Regions from separate parts of the Homo sapiens genome. Here region 2 is linked to region 1. Evidence: read pairs that join two places in POLR2A ChIA-PET (ENCODE). Cell type or tissue: GM12878. All regions are shown on one strand.

Region 1 (5,000 bases):
ATCATATGAGTCCAGGAGTTCAAGACCAGCGAGAATCCACCTCTACAGGACAAAAAAAAAAAGATTAAAAGTGGAATTACCATATGACCGAGCAATTCCACTCCTAGGTATATACGTACCCAAGAGAAATGAAATCATATGTCCATGCAAAAATGTGTAACTCAAATGGCGTAAGAGCACCGCTAACAATAGTCCATAGGGGCCATCCACTGATGAACGGATAAATAAAATGTGGTCTATCCATACAATGGAATATTATCCAGCCTTTAAAAGGAATGAATGTCGGCCAGGCGTGATGGCTCAAGCCTGTAATCCCAGCACTTTAGGAGGCAAAGGAGGGCGGATCACCTGAGGTCAGGTGTTCAAGACCAGCCTGGCCAACATGGTGAAACTCCTTCTCTACTAAAACCACAAAAATTAGCCAGGCGTGGTGGCGCATACCTCTAGTCCCAGCTACTCAGGAGGCTGAGGCAGGAGAATCGCTTGAACCCAGGAGACAGAGGTTGCAGTGGGCTGAGATAGCGCCACTGCACTCCAGCCTGGGTGACAGAGCAAGACTCTGTCTCAAAAAAATTAAAAAAAGGAATGAATGTCCAGACACGGTGGCTCACGCCTGTAATCCCAGCACTTTGGGAGACTGAGGTAGGAGGATCGTTTGAGCCGAAGAGTTCAAGACAAGCCTGGACAACATGGGAGATTCCATCTCAATTTTAAAAATTAAAACAAAATTTAAAGGAATGATACAGTCACACAGGCTGCAGATGAATCTTACAAACTTTAAGCTATGTGAAATAAGCCAGACACGAAATGACAGATGTTGTATGATTGCACTCATGTGACAGTCCAGACTAGTAGATTCGTAGTTGCTTAGGGGTGAGGCGGCAGGGACGAGGGGATAGGGGAATGATAGCTAAAGGCTGTGGAGCTGCTTTTTGAGGAGATGAGACAGTGTTCCAAAATAGGCTGGGTGATGGTTGTACAATTCTGAATATAGGAAAAACCATTGAATTGTACACTTTCGAGGGGTGAATTCTATACTGTGTAGACTATATCTCAGTAAAGCTGTTTTTAACAAAAAGAAAGAAAAGTTTTTGCCTCTAGGCTGAGAGTGAGGAGAAGCTGCAAGCCAAACCTTGGCCCAAAGCCAGTCATCCATCCACAAGGCTGAGTGTGCAGCCCAGGGGCTCAACCTTAAATTAAGAGTAAACCTGGCTGGGCGCGGCAGCTCATGCCTGTAATCCCAGCACTTTGGGAGGCCAAGGTGGGCGGATTACCTGAGGTTGGGAGTTTACAACCAGCCTGACCAAGATGGAGAAACCTCGTCTCTACTAAAAAAAAAAAAAACAAAATTAGTAGGGCATAGTGGTGCATGCCTGTAATCCCAGCTACTCGGGAGGCTGAGGCAGGAGAATCGCTTGAAACCGGGAGGCAGAGGTTGCAGTGAGCCGAGATCATGCCATTGCACTCCAGCCTGGGCAACAAGAGTGAAACTCTGTCTCAAAAAAAGAAAAAAAAAAAAAAAAGAGTAAACCTGGGGGCTGAGCGGCAGTGCCTCATGCCTGTAATTCCAGCACTTTGGGAGGCCGAGGCGGGTGGATCACTTCAGGTCAGGAGTTTGAGTCCAGTCTGGCCAACATGGTGAAACCTTGTCTCTATTAAAAATACAAAAAAATTAGCTGGGGGTGGTGGCACGCACCTGTAATCCCAGCTACTCAGGAGGCTGAGGTGAGGCACGAGAATCGCTTGAACCCAGGAGGCAGAGGTTGCTGTGAGCCGAGATTGTGCCACTGCACTCCAGCCTGGGCAACAAGAGCAACATACTGTCTAAAAAAAAAAAGAGTAAACCTGGGCCAGATGTATTGGAGGCAATAGGATTGTTTGAGGCCAGGAGTTCAAGACCAGTGTGGGCAACATAGCAAGACCCCATCTCTACAAAAAAAAATTTTAATTACTGGGTCAGGTGATGGACACCTGTAGTCCCAGCTACTCAGGAGGCTGAGGCAGGAGGATCACTTGAATCCAGGATTTCAAGGCTACAGTGAGCTATGATCATACCACCAGGTTGCATCCAACCTGGGCAACAGAGCAAACCCCAAATAAATTCTTTTTAGAAAGAGTAAACTTGGGCCAGGTGTGGTGGCTTACGCTTGTAATTCCAGCACTTTGGGAAGCCGAGGTAGATGGATCACTTGAGGTCAGGAGTTTGAGACCAGCCTGGCCAACATGGTGAAACCCCGTCTCTACTAAAAATACAAAAATTAGCCACTGAGCATGGTGGCACATGCCTGTAATCCCAGCTACTCGGGAGGCTGAGGCATGAGAATCGCTTGAAGCCAGGAGGCGGAGCTTGCAGTGAGCCAGGATCGCGCCACAGCACTCCAGCCCGGGTGACAGAGTGAGACTCCGTATCAAAAAAAAAAAAAAAAAAAAAAAAAAAAGAGTAAACTTGAAAAACAGGAGAGAGAAGATGCCGGAAGAGAAGATGCACCATTGCCCAGGGTGCAGCAGGAAGGTTGAGGTCAGATCCTCCCAGCAACCCAAGCGAACCATCACCCAACTGGAAACCATTTCCTTTGTGGCCATGAAACAATGGGCTACAACTTTCTTTTGTGGCTCAAAACCACAGAGAAGCTTCCTATTGTGGGATTCACCACCACCACCACAGCAGAAGTTTTTTCTCATGGGTTCTGGGAGCAAATACAATGGCTTCTGAAACTGAGGTCTGGCTCTACTTCCTTGAAGACCTCTCCTTTCCTTTCTCTGCATGACAATGCTCCCCAGAGACTCTCTTCTTTCCCCATGCCACCTTTTGTACCCTGGGGTGGCCTTGTCTTAGTTTGGGTTCCGTGGAAGCCACCACTGAAACAAGGATTTAATACAAGTACTTTGTCTGAGAGGTGGTGATGCCAGGAAGCAGCAGTTGGGAAGAGGGGACGTGTATGAGTTTGCTAAGGCTGTCATGACCAAGCACCACAGACAGGGAAGCTTATAAAACAGGGCATTTCACAGTTCCGGAGGGTGTATGTCCAAGAATAAGGTGTCAGCAGGGTTGATTCTTTCTGAGGTCTCTCTCCTTGGCTTAGAGCCAGTTGCCTTGTTTCTGTGTCTTCACATAGTCTTTCTTTAATGCTTGTCTCTGTGTCCATATCACCTCATCTTTTCTTTTTTTTTTTCTTTTTTTGAGACAGAGTCTTCCTCTGTCCCCCAGGTTGGACTGCAGTGGCACAATCTCAGCTCACTGCAATCTCCACCTCCCAGGTTCAAGCAGTTCTCATGCCTCAGCCTCCCAAATAGCTGTGATTACAGGCATGCGCCACCACACCCAGCTAATTTTTGTATTTTGGGTAGATACAGGGTTTCACTACGTTGGCCAGACTGGTCTTGAACTCTTGACTTCAAATGATCCACCTGCCTCAGCTTCCCAAAGTGCTGGGATTACAGGCACGAGCCACTGCACCCAGCCCATACCTCCTCATTTTATAAGGATAGTGGTCATTTGGATTAGGGTCCATCCTAATGACCTTGTTTTAATTTGTTCTTTATTTTTTCAATTTATTTTTATTTTGAGGGGAGGGGATGGAGTCTTGTTCTATCACCCAGGCTGGAGTACAGTGGCCTGATCACAGCTCACTGCAACATGGAGCTCCTGGGATTAGGCGATCCTCCCACCGCAGCCTCCTGAATAGCTGGGACTACAGGCTGATTTTTAATTTTTTTTTTTTTTTTGGAGACGAGGTTTCTTTTTCTCTTTTTCTTTTTTTTTTTTTGAGACAGAGCCTTGTTCTGTTGCCCAGGCTGTAGTGCAGCAGTGTGAACACGGCTCACTGCAGCCTTTATCTCACAGGGTCAAGGAATGTGGCGCCTCAGCACTAACTTCCCCTCCTCTGTGTTCCTTGGAGATTTCTCTTACTTTTTTGTGAACTTAGCTGATAACTTAAAAGCATGTTTGCTGTATTTCATTCAGCGTTTTTGTTGCTATTGTCTTTTACTCTGTCACCCAGGCTGGAGGGCAGTGGCACAATCATAGCTCACTGCAGCCTCAAATTCCTGGGCTCAAGCGAACCTCCCTTGTCAGCCTCCCAAGTAGCAGGGACCACAGATATGCGCCACTACACCTGGCTAATTCTTTATTTTTTTTATAGACAGGGTCTCACTATGTTGCCCAGGCTGGTCTCAAACTCCTGACCTCAAGCCATTCCTCCCGCCTCACCCTCTGGAGGCACTGGGATCACAGGTGTGAGCCACCACACTCAGCCTTGCCCAGCTCATGTACAGGTTTTTTGTGGTTTTTGCTTGTTTGTTTGTTTTTGAGACAGAGTCTCGGTCTGTCGCCCAGGCTGGAGTGCAGTAGCACCATCTCAGCTCGGTACAACCTCCACCTCTCAGGTTCAATTCAAATGAATTCTGAATGTGCAGGGCTGGGCAGGGCATTCATGCACAATCTAGAAATTTCATGCACAATCTGGAAAAGTTAGGGCGAGAAGGGTTGGAGAGAGGAGGAGGCATGTGGAAACTGGAAGATTCAGCGATTAACAAAATTGCCTGGCTGGGCACGGAGGCTCACGCCTGTAATCCCAGCACTTTAGGAGGCCGAGGCATGTGGATCACCTGAGGTCGGGAGTTTGAGACCAGCCTGACCAACAGGGAGAAACCCCGTCTCTACTAAAATACAAAATTATCCAAGTGTGGTGGCGCATGCCTGTAATTCCAGCTACTCAGGAGGCTGAGGCAGGAGAATCACTTGAATGCAGGAGAATCGCTTGAACCCAGGAGAATTGCTTGAACCCAGGAGGCGGAGGTTGCAGTGAGCAGAGATCGTGCCATTGCACTCCACCCTGGGCAACAAGAGCAAAACTCCATCTCAAAAAAACACAAAAAAACAATTGCCCATGCCTCCCTTGGAATACTTTCTGCTTCTCCCAATCATTCACTCAGAAAGCACTTACTGAGCACCTACTGTGTGCCAGGCTGTGTGCAGCGCACTAGGGATAGAGTGATGC
Region 2 (5,000 bases), 94 kb after region 1:
TGTTCATCATGGTACCAGGCATGGTTGATACTTGGTGCCCAAGGTCAGCTCTTGGCCCTATAGCCTCTCAAAGGAGCATTTTTTTTTTTTTTTGAGATGGAGTCTTGCACTGCCACCCAGGCTGGTGTGCAATGGCGCTATCTCCGCTCACTGCAACCTCCACCTCCTGGGTTCAAACGATTCTCCTTGCCTCCACCTTCCAAGTAGCTGGGATTACAGGCACCCACCACCACACCCAGCTAATTTTCTTGTACTTTTAGTAGAGACGGGGTTTCACTATGTTGGCCAGGCTGGTCTTGAACTCCTAACCTTGTGGTCTGCCCGCCTCGGCCTCCCAAAGTGCTGGGATTACAGGCATGAGCCACGGCACCCACCCTCCAAGGAGCATCTTTGAATGAAGACATGAAAGAAGTCACCAGAAGAGGTGGAAAAAACAATGTTCCAGGGAGGAGCACAGCAGGGACAAAGGCCCTGAGATAAGCAAAGGCTCGGGCTTATCAAGGGGTTGAACAAACTGGAATGAGCTACCGCACCCAGCCTAAATTAAAAAAAAAAAAAAAAAGAATTTACATGGGCCGGGTGTGGTGGCTCATGCCTGTAATCCCAGAACTTTGGGAGGCCAAAGTGGGCAGATCACCTGAGGTCAGGAGCTCGAGACCAGCTTGGGCAACATGGCAAAAACCCCTACTAAAAATACAAAAATTAGCCAGGTGTGGTGGCACACACCTGTAATCCCAGCTACTTGGGAAGCTGAGACAGGAGAATCGCTTGAACCGGGGAGGCGGAAATTGCAGTGAGCTGAGCTCGCATTGCTGCACTCCAGCCTGGGCGACAGAGTGAGAGTGAGACTCCGTCTCAAAAAAAAAAAAAATTATTTTGGCCTTCAGGAGTCCAAAACTGAGTTCATCTCATTCCTCAGCTCCTGACAACCATCCACGTTAGCCTGTGCAGACCACTTCTCTTGTATTACTTATTATTTTTTCACCTTCAGCCTCCACCTTCAACCTTCAATGCTAAGGGTCAGTAAATATTTTCACTTTTGCAGGTCATACGGTCTCTATTGCATTGATTCAACTCTGCCTCAGTTCTTTTTTCCTCCCCACTTTATTTTTATTCCTTTCATCCTTTTTATTGAGATGAGGTCTCACTATGTTGCCAGATGAGGTCTCACTATGTTGCCCAGGCTGGTTTCGAACTCGGGGACTGAAGTGATCCTTCCACGTCGGCCTCCTAAATAGCTGGGATTGCAGGCGTGTGCCACCGTGCCCAGCTTTTTCTGATTTTATTGACGTATACTTAATATGCAAAAAAATGCACATATTTAATGTATACCTTTTTGAATTTGGTGCTTCAGGGCCTTCATTTTGCAGTTGCAAAAGCAGCCGTAGACAATATGGAAATGAACGAACGTGGCTGCGTTCCAATAAAACTTTATTTGCAGGACCCTGAAATTTCTATTTCACATACTTTTCATGAGTCCCAAATTAAATTCTTCTTTCCCATCCATTTAAAAATGTAAAAACAGCACCCACAGACTGAAGCTCACCACCCTCCGCTCTCCACCGTCAGTGCCACCCCCACCCCATCTAATCCCATTCCTTACAAACCACCTTCCAGAAACTTATTTAGACATTTGAGTGTCCTTGAAAAATATGCCTTGTGCGTGTTTCATTTCCTTAAATGGTGTTGTGCTTCAGAAAAAAATCTCTTTCTGTTTCTTATTTTTTCCTCTCCTTACACTATTTTTGAACTCTCCACACTGAGGTTTGTAAATCTGATTTATCACTTTTTATTTTCTTTTTTTTCTTCCTTTTTTCTTTTGAGATGGAATCTCGCTCTGTTGCCCAGGGTGGAGTGCAGTGGCGTGATCTCAGCTCACTGTAACCTCTGCCTCCCGGGTTCAAGCAATTCTCCTGCCTCAGCCTCCCAAGTAGCTGGGATTACAGATGCCCTGCTACCACGCCTGGCTAATTTTTGTATTTTTAGTAGAGACGGGGTTTCACCACGTTGGCCAGGCTGGTCTCGAACTCCTGACCTCATGATCTGTCCGCCTTGGCCTCCCAAAGTTCTGGGATTACAGGTGTGAGCCACCCCACCCACCTACCCTCTTCTCTAATCCCTTCACAGTAGGTATCTGGTTACTTCTAATTTCCGGCCACCACGAACAATGCTGGAGTCATCTTCACACGACCCCTTCTGTGGGACTGCCCATTCCTAGAGGATTTGCAACTTCACTCCAAGTCCTGTCTGATCCTTTCCAAAAAAGGCTGTCCCTATCCGCACTCCTAACACCGTGCTCCGGTTCAAGTTGTCCATTTTCTCATATCCTCACCAACATATGGCTTTATCTGTCTTTCTAATTTTTCTTCTTTTTTTTTGAGACAGAGTTTCACTCCTGTTGCCCAGGCTGGAGTGCAGTGGTGTGATCTTGGCTCACCGCAACCTCCACCTCCCGGGTTCAAGCGATTCTCCTGCCTCAGCCTCCCGAGTAGCTGAGATTACAGGCATGCGCCCCACCACGCCTGACTAATTTTGTAGTTTTAGCAGAGACGGGGTTTCTCCATGTTGGTCAGGCTCGTCTCCAACTCCTGACCTCAGTTGATCTGCCCGCCTTGGCCTCCCAAAGTGCTGGAATTAACAGGCGTGAGCCACCGCGCCTGGCCTCTTCTTTCTTTCTTTTTTTATTTGTTGAGACAGAGTCTTGCTCTGTTTCTCAGGCTGGAGTGCGGTGGCGCGATCTTGGCTCACTGCAACCTCCGCCTCCCAGGTTCAAGCGATTCTTGTGCCTCAGCATCTCTAGTAGCTGGGATTACAGGCACCCGCCACCACACCTGGCTGATTTTTGTATTTTTAGTAGAGACGGGGTTTCACCATGTTGGCCAGGCTGGTCTCAAACTCTCATCCTTAGGTGATCCACCCGCCTTGGCCTCCCAAAGTGCTGGGATTGCAGGTGTGAGCTACCACGCCCGGCCCTGTCTTTCTAATTTTTTTTATCCATCTGACAGCTGCTACATAATGGTATCTCCTCATTGTTTTGTTTGTTTTTTGAGACAGGGTCTCATTGTGTCACCCAGGCTGGAGTGCAGTGGCACAGTCACAGTTCACTGCAGCCTAAACCTCTCGGGCTCAAGTGATCCCTCCACCTCAGCCTCCTGAGTAGCTAGGACTAAAGGCAAGTGCCATCCCATTCAGGTAATTTTTTGTAGAGATGGGGTCTTGCTCTGTTGTTCAGGTTGGTCTCGAACTCCAGGGCTGAAGTGATCCACCTCAGCCTCCCAAAGCCCTGGGATTATAAATGCGAGCCTCGGAATTCAGCCCTCCTTATTGTTTTCATTGGCATAGCTCTGATAGGCAGTGAGAGATAGGGCTTCTCTGTGTATGCCTAATAAGGTTCCTCTGTAAGTCAATTACTTGTAGCCTTTCTCCATTTTTTCTCTGAGCAGTTTTTAGAAGTTGCTGGTATCTTCCAGAGTCAAAACTGGCAAACTACGGCCTGTGGGCCAGATACAGCCTGAAACCTGTTTTTCTACAACCCACAGCTAAGAATGATTTTTACGTTTTTTTTTAATGGTTGAATGATTTTAAAAATATATTTTGGGCCAAGTACAGTGGCTCACACCTGCAATCCCAGCACTTTGGGAGGCCAAGGCAGAAGGATCACTTGAGGCCAGGAGTTTGAGACCAGCCTGGGCAATATAGTGACACCCCATCTCTACTAATTAAAAATTAGTTTGGCATGGTGGCGTGCAGCTGTAGTCCCAGCTACTTGGGAGGCTGAGGCAGGAGGATTCCTTGAGCCCAGGAATTTTGTTGTTGTTGTTGTGGAGATGGGGTTCCACCATGTTGCCCAGGCTGGTCTCAAACTCCTGGGCTCAAGCGATCCACCCACCTCGGCCCCCCAAAGTGCTGGGATTACAGGCGTGAGCCACCATGCCCGGCAAGCCCAGGATTTTGAGGCTGCAGCAAGCTATGATTGGACTCCAGCCTGGGCAACAGAAGTTGCCTGAAGTAGACTGGGCGTGGTGGCTCAACTGAGGTCAGGAGGTCGAGACCACCCTGGCCAACATGGTGAAACCCATCTCTACAACAATACAAAAATTAGCCGAGCATGATGGCGGGTGCCTGTAATCCCAGCTACTCGGGAGGCTGAGGCAGGAGAATCACTTGACCTCGCGAGGCAGAGGTTGCTAGTGAGCTGAGATCACGCCATTGCCCTCCAGCCTGGGCAACAAGAGCGAGACTTCATCTCAAAAAAAAAAAAGAAAAAAAAGAAGTTCCCTGAAGTCACTGCCTGCTTCTCTGTTGGGGCAGAATGGGATTTAGGCGCTGCTCTAGTTTATTTATTGATTTTTTTTTTTCACATTAAAAAAAAAGTAGAGTCTTGCCCTGTCTCAAAAAAAATATTTCTTGACATGACAAGATTATGTGAAATTCAAACTTATTGGATACAGCCACGCGGAATCACTTACATACTGTCTGTGACTGGTTTTGTGTTAGAACTATGCCACAGTTGAGCAGTTGCAACCGAGTCCTTATGTGTGACGTAACCAAAAATGTTTGCTATCTAGCCCTTCCCAGGTTTGTTGACCCTGTTCTAGAAGATTATCCCTTGCCAATTTTTGCCTGTGCCAAACTCCGGCACTCCCCCACCGCACCCATGAGGATCTCAGAGGTCTTCATTTTTGTTTTTGTTTTTGTTTTTGAGACAGAGTTTCGCTCTGTCATCCAGGCTGGAGTGCAGTGGCACGATCTCGGCTCACTGCAACCTCTGCCTCCCAGGTTCAAGCAATTCTCCTGCCTCATCCTCCCGAGTAGCTGGGATTACAGGTGCCTGCCAGCATACTCTGCTAATTTTTGTATTATCAGTAGAGACTGGGTTTCACCATGTTGGCCAGGCTGATCTCGAACTCCTGACTCAAGTGATCCGCCCACCTTGGCCTCCCAAAGTGTTGGGATTACAGGCATGAGCCACCATGCCTGGCCAGAAGTCTTCATTTTGA

Evidence for each region. ChIA-PET counts read pairs that join two places held together with the same protein. Peaks named below come from ENCODE experiments on the same cell type or tissue, not always from the same donor. Only the 100,000 strongest peaks of a DNase experiment are listed, where the experiment ranks them.
Region 2: POLR2A ChIA-PET joins it to region 1 with 9 read pairs; 2 of 35 experiments call an interaction of 5 or more read pairs at or near these places.

What each region holds. Positions count from the first base shown.
Region 1 is chr19:11,277,690-11,282,689 of GRCh38, reverse strand. No RefSeq gene overlaps it. Among named protein-coding and RNA genes, the nearest start is that of TSPAN16, 16 kb to the left of the region's middle. In GM12878, no CTCF peak of the experiment used is centred here; a DNase peak (open chromatin) is centred at 2,669; H3K27ac peaks cover 308 bases.
Region 2 is chr19:11,184,078-11,189,077 of GRCh38, reverse strand. All of the region lies in intron 4 of KANK2 (KN motif and ankyrin repeat domains 2), which reads left to right. Among named protein-coding and RNA genes, the nearest start is that of KANK2, 11 kb to the left of the region's middle. In GM12878, no CTCF peak of the experiment used is centred here; no DNase peak of the experiment used is centred here.